Linked DNA regions of Homo sapiens: region 2 is linked to region 1. Evidence: chromatin loops called from intact Hi-C (ENCODE). Cell type or tissue: CD4-positive, alpha-beta T cell. All regions are shown on one strand. Each heading gives the region's core, and the rest is flanking DNA. Links, peaks and the distances in the headings are about the cores only.

Region 1 (6,104 bases), core at 1-4,000:
AGGAATAGCATTCTAGGGAAACAGAACAGTACAAGCAAGGCTTTGAGGTTAAAAGAGTATAAAGGGGTGTCAGATTTTGTCAAATGCTTTTTTGTGTCTATTGAGATGATCATGTGATACTTGTTCTTTATTCTGTTGATATGATGACATATTAATTGATTTTCTTTTCTTTTCTTCTTTTTTTTTGAGATGGAGTCTTGCTCTGTTACCCAGGCTGGAGTGCAGTGGCTCCATCTCGGCCCACTGCAGCCTCTGCCTCCCAGGTTCAAGTGATTCTCCTGCCTCAGCCTCCCGAGTAGCTGAGACTACAGGTGTGCGCCACCATGCCCCACTGATTTTTGTATTTTTAGTAGAGACAGGGTTTCACCATGTTAGCCAGCCTGGACTCCTGACCTCAGGTGATCCACCTTCCTGACCTCCCAAAGTGCTGGCATTACAGGCGTGAGGCACCGTGCCCAGCCTTATTAATTGATTTTCAAATATTAAACCAACCTCACATCCCTGGGATAAATTCCTTTAACACACTTAAATTAATACTTTGATTAAATCAAATTCTCTATATTGTTATAACTTGGAAAATGCTGTTGACAGCTGAGTTATATAGTACATTATGAACACTTTTTCTTTCCTGCATAATATATTTTTTTTTCCTGAAGTGTAGTGTCTTAATTTGCTCATTTGCTTATGGAACTATGGGTTATGTAATTTCCTCTCTGTGCATTCAAAACATTAAATTTTTTTTTTTTTTTTTTTTTTTTTGAGAGGGAGTCTCACTCTGTTGCCCAGGCTGGAGTGCAATGGTATGATCTTGGCTCACTGCAACCTCTGCCTCCTGGGTTCAAGCAATTCTTCTGTGTTAGCCTCCCCAGTAGGTGGGACTACAGGTGTGTGCCACCACACCTGGCTGTTTTGTATTTTTAGTACAGACGGGGTTTCACCATATTGGCCAGGCTGGTCTCGAACTCCTGACCTCATTATCTACCTGCCTCAGCCTCCCAAAGTGCTAGGATTACAGGTGTGAGCCACCACGCCCTGCAACATTAAATATTTTATTAATTTCATCTTTTTCAAGAAATCCCTCCTGGAGTCTTCTTACCTGTTTTAATCTGGACTAGTTGCTCTTAAGGCCAACTGTACGTCTTAGGATCTAAGATTCCTCTTGCCTCCGTCTTCTTTTCTTTTTTTTTTGAGACTGAGTCTTGCTCTGTTGCCCAGGCTGGAGTGCAGTGGTGCGATCTCAGCTCACTGCAACTTCCGCCTCCCGGGTTCAAGCGATTCTCCTGCCTCAGTCTCCTGAGTAGCTGGGATTACAGGTGTGCGCCACCACGCCCAGCTAATTTTTGTATTTTTAGTAGAAATGGGGTTTCACCATGTTGGTCAGGCTGATTGCCTCCCTCTTACGTTGTATTCCCTGTTGCTTGGATCCTATGTCTTTATGTTTTCATAGTCTATTTCATTACTTTGGTGGAGCACATTTTCTAGCAGCTGCCTGAGAAAGGCTGCATGGTGGATAAATAAGATCTTGCAAGTCTAAAAAGAAATATTTTATTCTCCCACTTCATTTATAATTTGCCCAGGTATTTAATTCTGTGATAGAAATAATTTTTTCCTCAATTAAAAGTACTGCTCAAAGTCTGGGCATGGTGGGTCATGCCTGTAATCTCAACACTTTGGGAGGCTGAGGCAGGAGGATCACTTGAGCAGGAGTTGAATACCAGCTGGGCAACACAGTGAGACCTTGTCTCTACAAAAACTAAAAAAAAGTGAAAATTAGCCAAGCGTGGTAGTGCACACCTGCAGTTCCAGTTACTTGGGAGTCTGAAGTGGGAGGATTGCATGAGTCCCAGAGGTCAAGGCTGCAGTGAGCCCTGATGGCGTCACTGTACTCTAGCCTGGGTGACAGAGTGAGACCCTGTCTCAGTGAATGAATGAATGAATGAGTGAATGAATAATAAAAGCACTGCTCTGTTGTCTTTGTAATTACTTTTTATTTTATTTTTTTTTTGAGACGGAGTCTCACTCTTTCGCCCAGGCTGGATTGCAGTGGCGCGATCTTGACTTACTACAACCTCTGCCTCTTGGGTTCAAACAATTTTCCTGCCTCAGTCTCCTGAGTAGCTGGGACTACGGGCGCCTGCCACCACGCCCAGCTAATTTTTGTATTTTTAGTAAAGACAGGGTTTCACCATATTGGCCAGGCCAGTCTCGAACTCCTGACCTTGTGATCAGCCCACCTTGGCCTCCCAAAGTGCTGGGATTACAGACCTGAGTCACTGCGCCCGGCCGTAACTTCCTTTTTTTTTTTTTTGAGACGAAGTCTCGCTCTGTCACCCAGGCTGGAGTGCAGTGGCAGGATCTCAGCTCACTGCAACCTCTGCCTCCTGGGTTCAAGTGATTCTTCTGCCTCAGTCTCCCGAGTAGCTGGAACTACAGGCACGTGCCATCACGCTTGGCTAATTTTTTGTATTTTAGTGGAGACGGGGTTTCACCATGTTGGCCAGGATGATCTCGAGCTCCTGACCTCATGATCTGCCTGCTTTGGCCTCCCAAAGTGCTGGGATTACAGGCGTGAGCCACTGCACCCGGCCTGTCTTTGTAACTTCTAATGTTGCTGTTAGGAAGCCCAGTGTTGCCAGGTGCCATGGCTCAGGCCTGTAATCCCAGCACTTTGGGAGGCCGAGGCAGGCAGATCACAAGGACAGGAGTTCGAGACCAGCCTGGTCAGCATGGTGAAACCCCATCTCTACTAAAAATACAAAAATTAGGCGGGCGGGGTGATGTGTGCCTGTAGTCCCAGCTACTTGGGAGGCTGAGGCAGGAGAATTGCTTGAACCCAGGAGGCAGAGGTTGCAGTGAGCCGAGATTGCGCCACTGTACTCCAGCCTGTGCGACGGAGTGCGAGACTCTGTCTCAAAAAAAAAAAAAAAGAAGCCCAGTGTTATTCTGACTCTTTTTTTTGAGATGGAGTCTCGCTCTGTTTCCCAGGCTGGAGTGCAGTGGCGCGATCACTACCTCTGCCTCCTAAGTTCAAGTATTCTCCTGCCTCAGCCTCCCAAGTAGCTGGGATTACAGACAGCACCACCATGCCCAGCTTTTTTTTTTTTGAGATGGAGTCTCGCTCTGTGACCCAGGCTGGAATGCGGTGGTGCGATCTCTGCTCACTGCAACCTCTGCCTCCTGGGTTCAAGCGATTCTTGTGCCTCAGCCTCCGGAGTAGCTGGGATTACTGGTGTGCACCACCATGCCCAGCTTATTTTTGGATTTTTAGTATAGATGGGGTTTCACCCTGTTGGCTAGGCTGGTCTCAAACTCCTGACCTCAAGTGATCTACCTGCCTCGGCCTCCCAAAGTGCTGGGATTACAGACGTGAGCCACCGCGCCTGGCCTATTTTGACTCTTGAGCATTTGTAAGAAACCCGTTTTTTCTGTTTTTAGTGCATATCAGATGTTATCTTTGATTCTAGAATTCTGAAATTTCACTATGAGAAGTCTTAGTCTTTCTTTAGAGTGCTTAATTTAAGAGGGAGAAGGTTGAATTTCCAGGACTTGACACATTAAAAAATCAATTATTGGCCGGGCGTGGTAGCTCACGCCTGTAATCCCAGGACTTTGGGAGGCCGAGGCGGGCGGATCCTGAGGTCAGGAGATCGAGACCATCCTGGCTAACACGGTGAAACCCCGTCTCTACTAAAAATACAAAAATTTAGCCGCGTGTGGTCGCGGGCGCCTGTAGTGCCAGCTACTCAGGAGGCTGAGGCAGGAGAATGGCGTGAACCTGGGAGGCAGAGCTTGCAGTGAGCCGAGATCATGCCACTGCACTCCAGCCTGGGTGACAGAGCGAGACTCAAAAAAAGAAAAAAAAAAAAAAGCTAAACAGTTATTGAGTAAGTGGATGGACATGAATGGAGGTCAGTGTAGGCTGTGAATTATGGAATTGTAAGACCTTTAGAAGTAATACTCAGGCTTAATTTTACAGAATCCGGAGGATAAAAGACTATGATGCCAACTTTAAAATAAAGGACTTCCCTGAAAAAGCTAAGGATATCTTTATTGAAGCTCACCTTTGTCTAAATAAGTAAGTGAACTCCCTATCTTTACCCATTCTGTTCTCAGCAGTTAGCTATTATTTTAGGCACAGTTTTTTTGTTTGTTTGTTTTTGTTTTGCACAAATTTGTTTTCTGCCTTCAGGTAAGAGATCTAGAGTGAGAGAACTTCCTATATTGGAAGTAATTAGTGACTGACGCTGTCTTTCACTCCCCTCTCTGCTTCTGGGAATTTCTACCATTTGGTCTGTCTCAGTTCCACCTGCAAGTGTTGGGACCTTGTGCCAGAATAGCTGCCTTTTTCACCCTATCTGATCCCTGAATTCATTCTGATCTTTTTTGTGTGTTTGTCTTACGTATCTTCATTTCCCTTTCCTTGGTTATTTTGAATATATTTCTTGTGAAAATTTCCAGCTCTCCCTCCACTTTTATTTTTTTATTTTTTATTTTGAGATGGAGTCTCGCTCTGTCGCCCAGGCTGGGAGTGCAATGGCGCAATCTTGGCTCTCTGCAACCTCCACGTCCCTGGTTCAAGCAACTCCCCTGCCTCAGCCTCCCAAGTAGCTGGGATTACAGGTGCACGCCACCACATCCAGCTAATTTTTTTGTATTTTTAGTAGAGACGGGGTTTCATCATGTTGGCCAGACTGGTCCTGAACTCCTGACCTCAGGCAACCTGCCCGCCTCGGCCTCCCAAAGTGCTAGGATTACAGGCATGAGCCACCACGCCCGGCCCCCTTTTTTTTTTTGAGATGGAGTCTCACTGTTGCACAGTCTGGAATGCAGTGGCATGATCGTGGCTCACTGCAGCCTTGACCTCCTGGACCCAAGTGGTTCTCTCAAGGAATCTACTTAGTCCGTCAAGTAGAGCTGGGACCACCAGCATCTGCCACCACACCCAGCTAATTAAAATAAACTTTTTTTTGTAGAGACAAGGTTTTGCTGTGTTGCCTAGACTGGTCTCAAATTCCTGGGCTCAAGCAATCCTCCTGCCTTGGCCTCCCAAAGTGAAGAAATTATAGGCATGAGCCACCATACCTGGCCACCCAGCTTTTTCTTGATTCATCCAAGTTAGGGCTCCTAGGAAGATGAAGAATCAACATTAGGAGGCTGGAATATCTTAAGTACTAGCCGTGGACTGTTGCTGGCATTCTTTGATCTGTGGCTGCTGTGGCTAGGCTTCAGGTGGGACCCAAAACCTGTAGTCTAAAATCCATTAATTATTTAATTTTACTTTTATTTCTTTAAAAAAAATTTATTTATTTTGAATAGAGATGGGATGTCGTGATGTTGCCCAGGCTGTTCTTGTTTTTGTTTTTTGTTTTGAGACGGTCTTGTTCTGTTGCCCAGGCTGGAGGGCAGTGGTGCAATCACAGCTCATTGCAGCCTCAGCTCCGGGGCTCAAGCGATCCTCCCATCTCAGCCCCCTGAGTAGCTGGAACCTCTAGGGGTATACCACCACACCCTGCTAGTTTTCATATTTTTTGTAGGGATGGGATTTCACCATGTTGCCCAGGCTATGCAAGCCAGTCATTTTTTTTTTTCCCCCTTTTTGAGACGGAGTCTAGCTCTGTCATCCAGGCTGGAGTGCAGTGGTGCAGCCTGTGCCTCCTGGGTTCAAGCAATTCTCCTGCCTTAGCCTCCCAAGTAACTGCATGCCACCACACCCAGCTAATTTTTGTATGTTTAGTACAGATGGGTTTTTACCATGTTGGCCAGGTGGTCTAAAACTCCTGACCTCAGGTGATCTGCCTACCTCAGCCTCCCAAAGTGCTGGGATTACAGATGTGAGCCACTATGCTCAGCCTTGTTTTATTTCTCAAAACATTGTTTTTTTTTTTGTTTGTTTGTTTGTTTTGAGATAGACTCTTGCTCTGTTGCCCAGGCTGGAGTGCAGTGACGTGATCTTGGCTCACTGCAACCTCTGCCTCCCAGATTCAAGCAATTCTCCTGCCTTAACCTCCCAAGTAACTGGGATTACAGGCACGCACCACCACACCTGACTATTTTCTGTATTTTTAATAGAGACGGATTTCACCATGTTGGCCAGGCTGGTCTTG
Region 2 (7,554 bases), core at 2,100-6,099, 48 kb before region 1:
CAGAGTGCTGGGATTACAGGTGTGAGCCACCGTGCCCGGCCAAGACAACTAATTTTTAAATCACTGAACATGGACTAATTTCTTCACCTTCTGCAGCAGTCCACACCCCAGGCCAGGTTAAAAATCCACTAAGTTGGCCGGGCATGGTGGCTCATGCCTATAATCCCAGCCCTTTGGGAGGCCAAGGGAAGGGGATCACCTGAGGTCAGGAGTTCGAGACCAGCCTGGCCAACATGGCAAAACCCCATCTCTACTAAAAATACAAAAATTAGTTGGGCGTGATGGCACACACCTGTAGTCCCAGCTACCCAGGAGGCTGAGGCAAGGAGACTCACTTGAACCCGGCAGGGGGACAGGGTGGAGGCTGCAGTGAGTCGAGATCACACCACTTCACTCCAACCTGGGAGAAAGAGCGAAACTCCGTCTCAAAAAAATAAAAATAAAAAATAAAATAAATCCACTAAGTTTCTAATATGTAACCTGTACAAATACTCTGGGCTTATCGTAAAATTTTGTAACTAAAGCAACTAAGCAACTTGCATATTTTGTGTTATGTGATTCCAACTGTTAGGAAACTGATCCAATATCAGTCATAAATATAGGTTTCTACAGATAAGAATTTTGTCCCCCTGCCCGGCCAGCCGCCCCGTCCGGGAGGTGAGGGGCGCCTCTGCCCGGCCACCCCTACTGGGAAGTGAGGAGCCCCTCTGCCCGGCCACCACCCCGTCTGGGAGGTGTGCCCAACAGCTCATTGAGAACGGGCCAGGATGACAATGGCGGCTTTGTGGAATAGAAAGGCGGGAAAGGTGGGGAAAAGATTGAGAAATCGGATGGTTGCTGTGTCTGTGTAGAAAGTAGAAGACATGGGAGACTTTTCATTTTGTTCTGCACTAAGAAAAATTCCTCTGCCTTGGGATCCTGTTGATCTGTGACCTTACCCCCAACCCTGTGCTCTCTGAAACATGTGCTGTGTCCACTCAGGGTTAAATGGATTAAGGGCGGTGCAAGATGTGCTTTGTTAAACAGATGCTTGAAGGCAGCATGCTCGTTAAGAGTCATCACCAATCCCTAATCTCAAGTAATCAGGGACACAAACACTGCGGAAGGCCGCAGGGTCCTCTGCCTAGGAAAACCAGAGACCTTTGTTCACTTGTTTATCTGCTGACCTTCCCTCCACTATTGTCCCATGACCCTGCCAAATCCCCCTCTGTGAGAAACACCCAAGAATTATCAGTAAAAAAATAAATTTAAAAAAAAAAAAAAAAAAAAGAATTTTGTCGCCAGGCACAGTGGCTCACGCCCGTAATCCCAGCTCTTTGGGAGGCCGAGGCGGGCAGATCACGAGGTCAGGAGGTCGAGGCCACAGTAAAACCCCATCTCTACTAAAAATACAAAAAATTAGCTGGGCGCAGTGGCGGGCACCTGTAGTCCCAGCTACCTGGGAGGCTGAGGCAGGAGAATGGCGTGAACCCGGAAGGCAGAGAGCTTGCAGTGAGGCGAGATCGTGCCACTGCACTCCAGCCTGGGCGACAGAGCGAGACTCCATCTCAAAAAAAAAAAAAGAATTTTGTGAATATTTTAAAATTCCCACAAGATACCACCTAATGCCACAATTTAAACGTATTGCTCTAATTCATGGATTTCAAAAACATTAATATATGCTTTTTACTTCTTACCAATGTTAATTTTTTTACCCTTCCAAACATGTCAATTAGTACAATTTAAAAGTCCAATCATCCTTTAATAAAACCTGTTGGAATTCACTATTGCGTCATCTTTGTGTTGCCATCTAGCCTGAAAAGAATTTCTGGAAAAAAAGTGTTTTGAAAAGTTCATGCTACTTACAAAATTTATTTATTTTTTATTTATTTCCTTGCATCAAATTAACAAGTCCCTGCTAATATCTAGTATATTACCATATGCTCACTCAATGGCACAAACCAGTCTTCCACTAAAGTAGAAAAGAGGTAAGGAGAAACATGTCACTGCTTGTTGTTCTATCCCGATACTTAAATCAAACTCACTTCTTTAATAAGTAATTATTTAAAAATCTGTACTTTTTTCTAGACTTTTCCCAAAATATGTCTGCCTCCAAAAATTATGAATCCATTTTGGCAACTAATGGGGTAAAGAAACAAATGTTTTTTTTAATGTTAGTCTTTTCACATAATGCGAACTCATTCATCACTAGGTTCTCTTTCCCAAAGGTTTGCCAAGTCACAAGACACACTACTGTTTACAATCCCTCCCATCTGCCCCTTGCCAATATATATCAAACACTCTAGTCACTTGGCTTAAGCCACAGTTTCCCAAATAACCTTCTCAAATTCTAATTTAGACCCAAGATGCATTCGTTCTGATTCATATTCTTAATGGAAAAATTTTAAATCACCTGATTTTCACTAAGTTCTGCCTTTTGATGCTGCCAAATCCTAGAGCCCTCTTGCTTTCACACCAATGCCCCAAATGTGACAGCTATAGTTATCTATCACAGATAAGTATAAAGTATAGATAACTATACTTTTAAATTCTGTACTTTTAGACATATTTTTAATCTGAGTACCGTACCCTCTTGGTTTTCAAAGACAACTACCAACATTCAATTCATTCGAGCACAAGTCTTCACTTCATTTCATTACTATATACACCATGTTCTTTAAGGTGGGAGCCTACTGATTTCCCCCGACCCCAGACTGCAGTAGGAAAAGAAATGAAACAAAATATATTTACTAACATTCTATTTACAGATAACTATCAAACAGTTCCCATTTTTATTACAGGCTTCCTGTTACATAGTATCATAAATGCCTATTGTGCAGGATGTTTGTCGGGCATCTATACTGATGGTCTCCAAAATCAAACAATACTTCAGATAATGCTGCGGGAGGAGGGAGGGGAGTATGATTCACCAAAAACTGCAGTGAAGAGTAATGGAATATTTTCACCGGTGGTATGTTATAACTAATAGCTTCTTTCTTTCCTTTTTTTTTTTTTTTTTTTTGAGACGGAGTCTCACTCTGTCGCCCAGGCTGGAATGCAGGAATGCAGTGGCGCGATCTCGACTCTGCAACCTCTGCCCCCCGGGTTCAAGTGATTCTCCTGCCTTAGCCTCCCGAGTAGCTGAGATTACAGGGGCCCGCCACCACGCCCCGATAATTTTTGTATTTTTAGTAGAGACGGGGGTTTCACCATGTTGGTCAGGCTGGTCTCGAACTCCTGACCTCAAGTGCGCCCGCCTCAGCCTCCCTAAGTGCTGGGATTACAGGCATGAGCCACTGCGCCCAGCCAGCTTCTTGGGAGAGGAAGGTACTGCTAAGCAACCATCACGGTAGCAATAAATCCACCAGCTTCGAAGGCCGCAAAGCTAGGAAGATAGGTGGAAAAGCGGAGATGGGGTCCTCCCACAGCTTCTCTAGAGGTTAGGAGAGAACAAAGTCACTGCTGCACTGTCACTTGAGGGAAAGGGGGAGGGGGCGGATCATCTTGGAAACCCAGCCCCTGGGCTGGAGCAGGCGGGGAGAAGTCAGAGAGGCTGCCTAGGATTAACATTCTCGTTCTCACCCTCTCCCGCCCTTCTAGAAGCTCCCCTCCTCGCTCCAACGCGGCGGCCAGAGTCCCAAATGACCACTCCCTCCAATCTATCACCCGAGAGGTGTAGAGAGAAACCAAAGAAAGAACTGAGTCAGGTGGTTAGGCAGAGCGGGGACTCCCATGACCTCTCCGTCCTCCCCCAACACCCTCCAGCCTCCCCCGGAACACTATCAAGCCCAGAAGGGTCCGGGGCGGGGGGGAAAGCCCCACACAGGTGTGCTCGCCGGGGAGGGGCGCAATGGCCGGGCCGCCGGCTCCCCAGAGCTCCCGCAGCGCGGCCTCAGCCCGAGCCCCAGCCTCAGCTCCGGCCACGGTCCCTGCCCCGGCCCCAGCCCCAGCCCCAGCCCCAGCCCCAGCCCCAGCCCCAACAGAGAAAGGCAGAGCACGCCGAACCCGGCGCCCTGCGGCCGCCCAGCCCCGACTCGAGGCCCGCCCGCCCTCCCGGCCGGGCCCTGAGTCCAGCCCGCGGGCGCGGCCTAACTGCTCGCCCCGCAGCTTGCCCCGGGGCCCGAGGGTCGCTGTACCTGGGCGGCGGCCTCCAGCTTGCCCTCGAAGGTGAAGTCCAGCAAGTCGGGCTTGAGGCAAAGGCTGCAGTTGATGGGGGAGACATCGGCAGGCAGCCGCTCGAAGGGCCTCTTCTCCGGCATCGCGGCGAGGCCCAGGCTGTGGAGGCGGCGGCGAGAGGAGCGGCTGAAGACGAGAAGGAGGAGGGGAGGAGGCGGAGGGCCGAGGAAGAGCAGGCGGCGAGCGAGGGAGGGGGCGGCAGCTGCCAGCCACATCCACCGAGCGCGGGCGACCGCCGGAGGAGAGCGACCGGGGGAGCCTGGGGGGCGGGGGAGAGACCCAGCCGGAGCGCTAGGGGTTGGGAAGGAGGCGGTGCGGGCGGACTGGCGGGCGAGCTGCCTACGGGGAAGGGGGCGGAGGGGAGGGAAGGGGAGGAGGGCCAGCAAGGAGGGATGGAGAGGGGGAAGTGGTGGCGGCGGCTGCGTGCGCGGCCCCGCCGGCCGGGCGCGCCCCCGTGGAGTGCGCGCGCACGCCGGGGCAGAGGGCGGAGCGGCGAGGACGAGGGCGCGGCCGGCGGGGCGGGAGGGCGTAGGGTTGCCCGCGCGAGCGCAGGGCGGGAGGCGGGCGCTGCACCTGTCGGCGCCGCTCAGGACTGGGGGCGGCCTTCCAACTGGAAGGAGCCGGGAAGGGCTTGATCAGAGGAAGGAAAGGCATAAGGGGCCCTCGGGAAACTGAAGCCTACGCAGTTGGTCAGTTCAGCCAGGGTCGCATGCATAAAATACCAGTTACAAGCAAAACCCCAAACTGGATTCTGCCTCCAGGTCAGCGAAAAGCCCTGACTTGAGCCTCTCTGGCCTCAGTTCCTGTTAGTAGCAAATTCAAAGGATGATTTGAAAGTTTTGTTATAAAACCTTTAATAGCCGGGCGCGGTGTCTCACGCCTGTAATCCCAGCACTTCGGGAGGCCGAGGCGGGCGGATCACGAGGTCAGGAGATCGAGACCATCCTGGCTAACATGGTGAAACCCCGTCGCTACTAAAAGTACAAAAAATTAGCCGGGCGTGGTGGCGGGCGCCTGTAGTCCCAGCTACTCAGGAGGCTGAGGCAGGAGAATGGCGTGAACCCGGGAGGCGGAGCTTGCAGTGAGCCGAAATCGCGCCACTGCACTCCAGTCTGGGCGACAGAGCAAGACTCCGTCTCAAAAAAAAAAAAAAAAAAAAACCTTTAATAATCTAGGTTACTTCAACCAATGAGATCTGGACTTTTGAGGGAGTGATTTCAAAAACTATATTTTTGTTTCCATGATTTAATGTTTAAAATGGGATGTTTCGGGCGGTCGCGGTGGCTCACGCCTGTAATCCCAGCACTTTGGGAGGCCGAGGCGGGCGGATCACAAGGTTAGGAGTTCAACACCAGCCTGGCCAATATGGTGAAACCCCGTCTCTACTAAAAATACAAAAAAAAAAAATAGCCGGGCTTGGTGGCGGGCGCCTGTTGTCCCAGCTATTCGGGAGGCTGAGGTAGGAGAATCGCTTGAACCCGGGAGGTGGAGGTTGCAGTGAGCCGAGATTGCGCCACTGCACTCCAGCCTGGGCGACAGAGTGAGACTCTGTCTCAAAAAAAAAAAAATAAATAAATAATAAAATAAAATGGGATGTTTCACCTTTTCCCCATTTTCATCTTTGTTTCTTTTTAAACTAAAAGATCCTTCAGCAATCATGGCCTCTTTAATGGTGAACTATCTGTGGCTCTCTCAGTTCTGTAGATACCTTGCAAATTGAGGAGGTATATATATAAATGCATATATATATATATATATATATATATATATATATATATAATGTAACTGAAATTATCTTTAAAAAGGGGGGCCAGGGCCAGGTACGGTGGCTCACACCTGTAATCCCAGCACTTTGGGAGGCTGAGGCAGGTGGATCACGAGGTCAGGAGTTCGAGACCAGCCTGGCCAATATGGTGAAACCCTATCTCTACTAAAAATACAAAAATTAGCCTGGCATAGTGTCATGTGCCTGTAGTCCCAGCTACTAGGGAGGCTGAGGCAGGAGAATCGCTTGAACCCGGGAGGCGGAGGTTGCAGCGAGCCAAGATCACGCCACTACACTCCAGCCTGGGCTACAACGAGACTCTGTCTCAAAAAAAAAAAAAACAGTGGGCCCAGGTGTGGTGACGTGTGCCTATGATCCCAGCTACTCGGGAGGCTGAGACGGGAGGATCACTTGAGCCCAGGAGGTGGATGGAGGCTGCAGTGAGCTGTAATGGTGCCACTGCACTCCAGATGACAGAGTGAGGCCCTGTCTCTAAAAAAATAAAAATGAAATAACAATTTAAAAAATGTTATTTAAAGTGTCAAAGGCAAGGAGATTTATCCATAATCTTCATATTTCTTTATAGAAATTTCTCAGATAGAACCCTGTAATTTCCAAAACTGAATGTAGTATGTTGTAATGGACCAGTACTGTCCAGCAGAAACATACTGTGAACCACTAGGTAGTATTAAATCTTACAGTAGCCACATCACAAAAAAGTAAAAAGGAAACAAATGAAAACACATCTTATTTAACCCAACATATCCAAAATATTATCATTTCAACATGTAATCAATATAAAAAATATTAATGAGGCCGGGCACGGTGGCTCACGCCTGTAATCCCAGCACTTTGGGAGGCCAAGGCAGGTGAATAACCTGAGGTCAGGAGTTCAAGACCAGCCTGACCAACATGGTGAAATCCCGTCTCTACTAAAAATACAAAAATTAGCCAGGCATGGTGGCGCATGCCTGTAATCCTAGCCAGCTACTCTGGAGGCTGAGGCAGAAGAATCACTTGAACCCAGAAGGCGGCGGTTGCAGTGAGCTGAGATCACAGCACTGCACTTCAGCCTGGGCAAAAAGAGCGAAACTCCGTCTCAAAAAAAAAAAAAAATTAATGAGATATTTTACTTATTTTCTTCACACCAACTTTGAAATCCAGCGTGTATTTTACATTTATAGCACATCTAAATTCTGACTATCCACATTTCACGTGATCAGTAGTCACGTGTGGTTAGTGGCTCTTGTACTGGGCAGCACAATTTTGGACTCTGGGCCTGGCCTCTTAGCCTCTGAATCCTACATACTTTTCAGAAAGGCAGATTGAAAATCTGCAATCCTTTCAAACTAAGGTGTGAGATGGGGCCTTTTCTTATATATATGTAGTTCTATGACCACTTACTGGTCAGAGAAATAATAATTTAAATAACATATAATAATTTTTTTTTTTGAGCTGGAGTCTCCTCTGTCACCCAGGCTGGAGTGCAGTGGCGTGATCTAAGCTCACTGCAACCTCCACCTCATGGGTTCAAGCAATTCTCCTGCCCCAGCCTCCTCAGTAGCTGGGATTACAGGCGCCCACGACCATGCCCGACTAATTTTTGTATTTTTAGTACAGATGGAGTTTCACCA

Evidence for each region. A loop is a pair of places that touch in the nucleus more often than their neighbours do. Peaks named below come from ENCODE experiments on the same cell type or tissue, not always from the same donor. Only the 100,000 strongest peaks of a DNase experiment are listed, where the experiment ranks them.
Region 2: it touches region 1 in a loop (9-fold over the local background); 2 of 110 quality-filtered maps call a loop at or near these places.

The regions. Positions count from the first base shown.
Region 1 is chr17:38,302,557-38,308,660 of GRCh38, forward strand. MRPL45 (mitochondrial ribosomal protein L45) reads left to right here. Exons shown (of 8, transcript NM_032351.6): 4 at 3,977-4,075. Among named protein-coding and RNA genes, the nearest start is that of MRPL45, 8.4 kb to the left of the region's middle. In CD4-positive, alpha-beta T cell, for the core only: no CTCF peak of the experiment used is centred there; no DNase peak of the experiment used is centred there.
Region 2 is chr17:38,252,783-38,260,336 of GRCh38, forward strand. It overlaps the pseudogene NPEPPSP1. Among named protein-coding and RNA genes, the nearest start is that of MRPL45, 41 kb to the right of the region's middle. RefSeq lists an enhancer at 4,255-4,788. In CD4-positive, alpha-beta T cell, for the core only: no CTCF peak of the experiment used is centred there; DNase peaks (open chromatin) are centred at 3,623 and 4,569; H3K4me3 peaks cover 1,396 bases.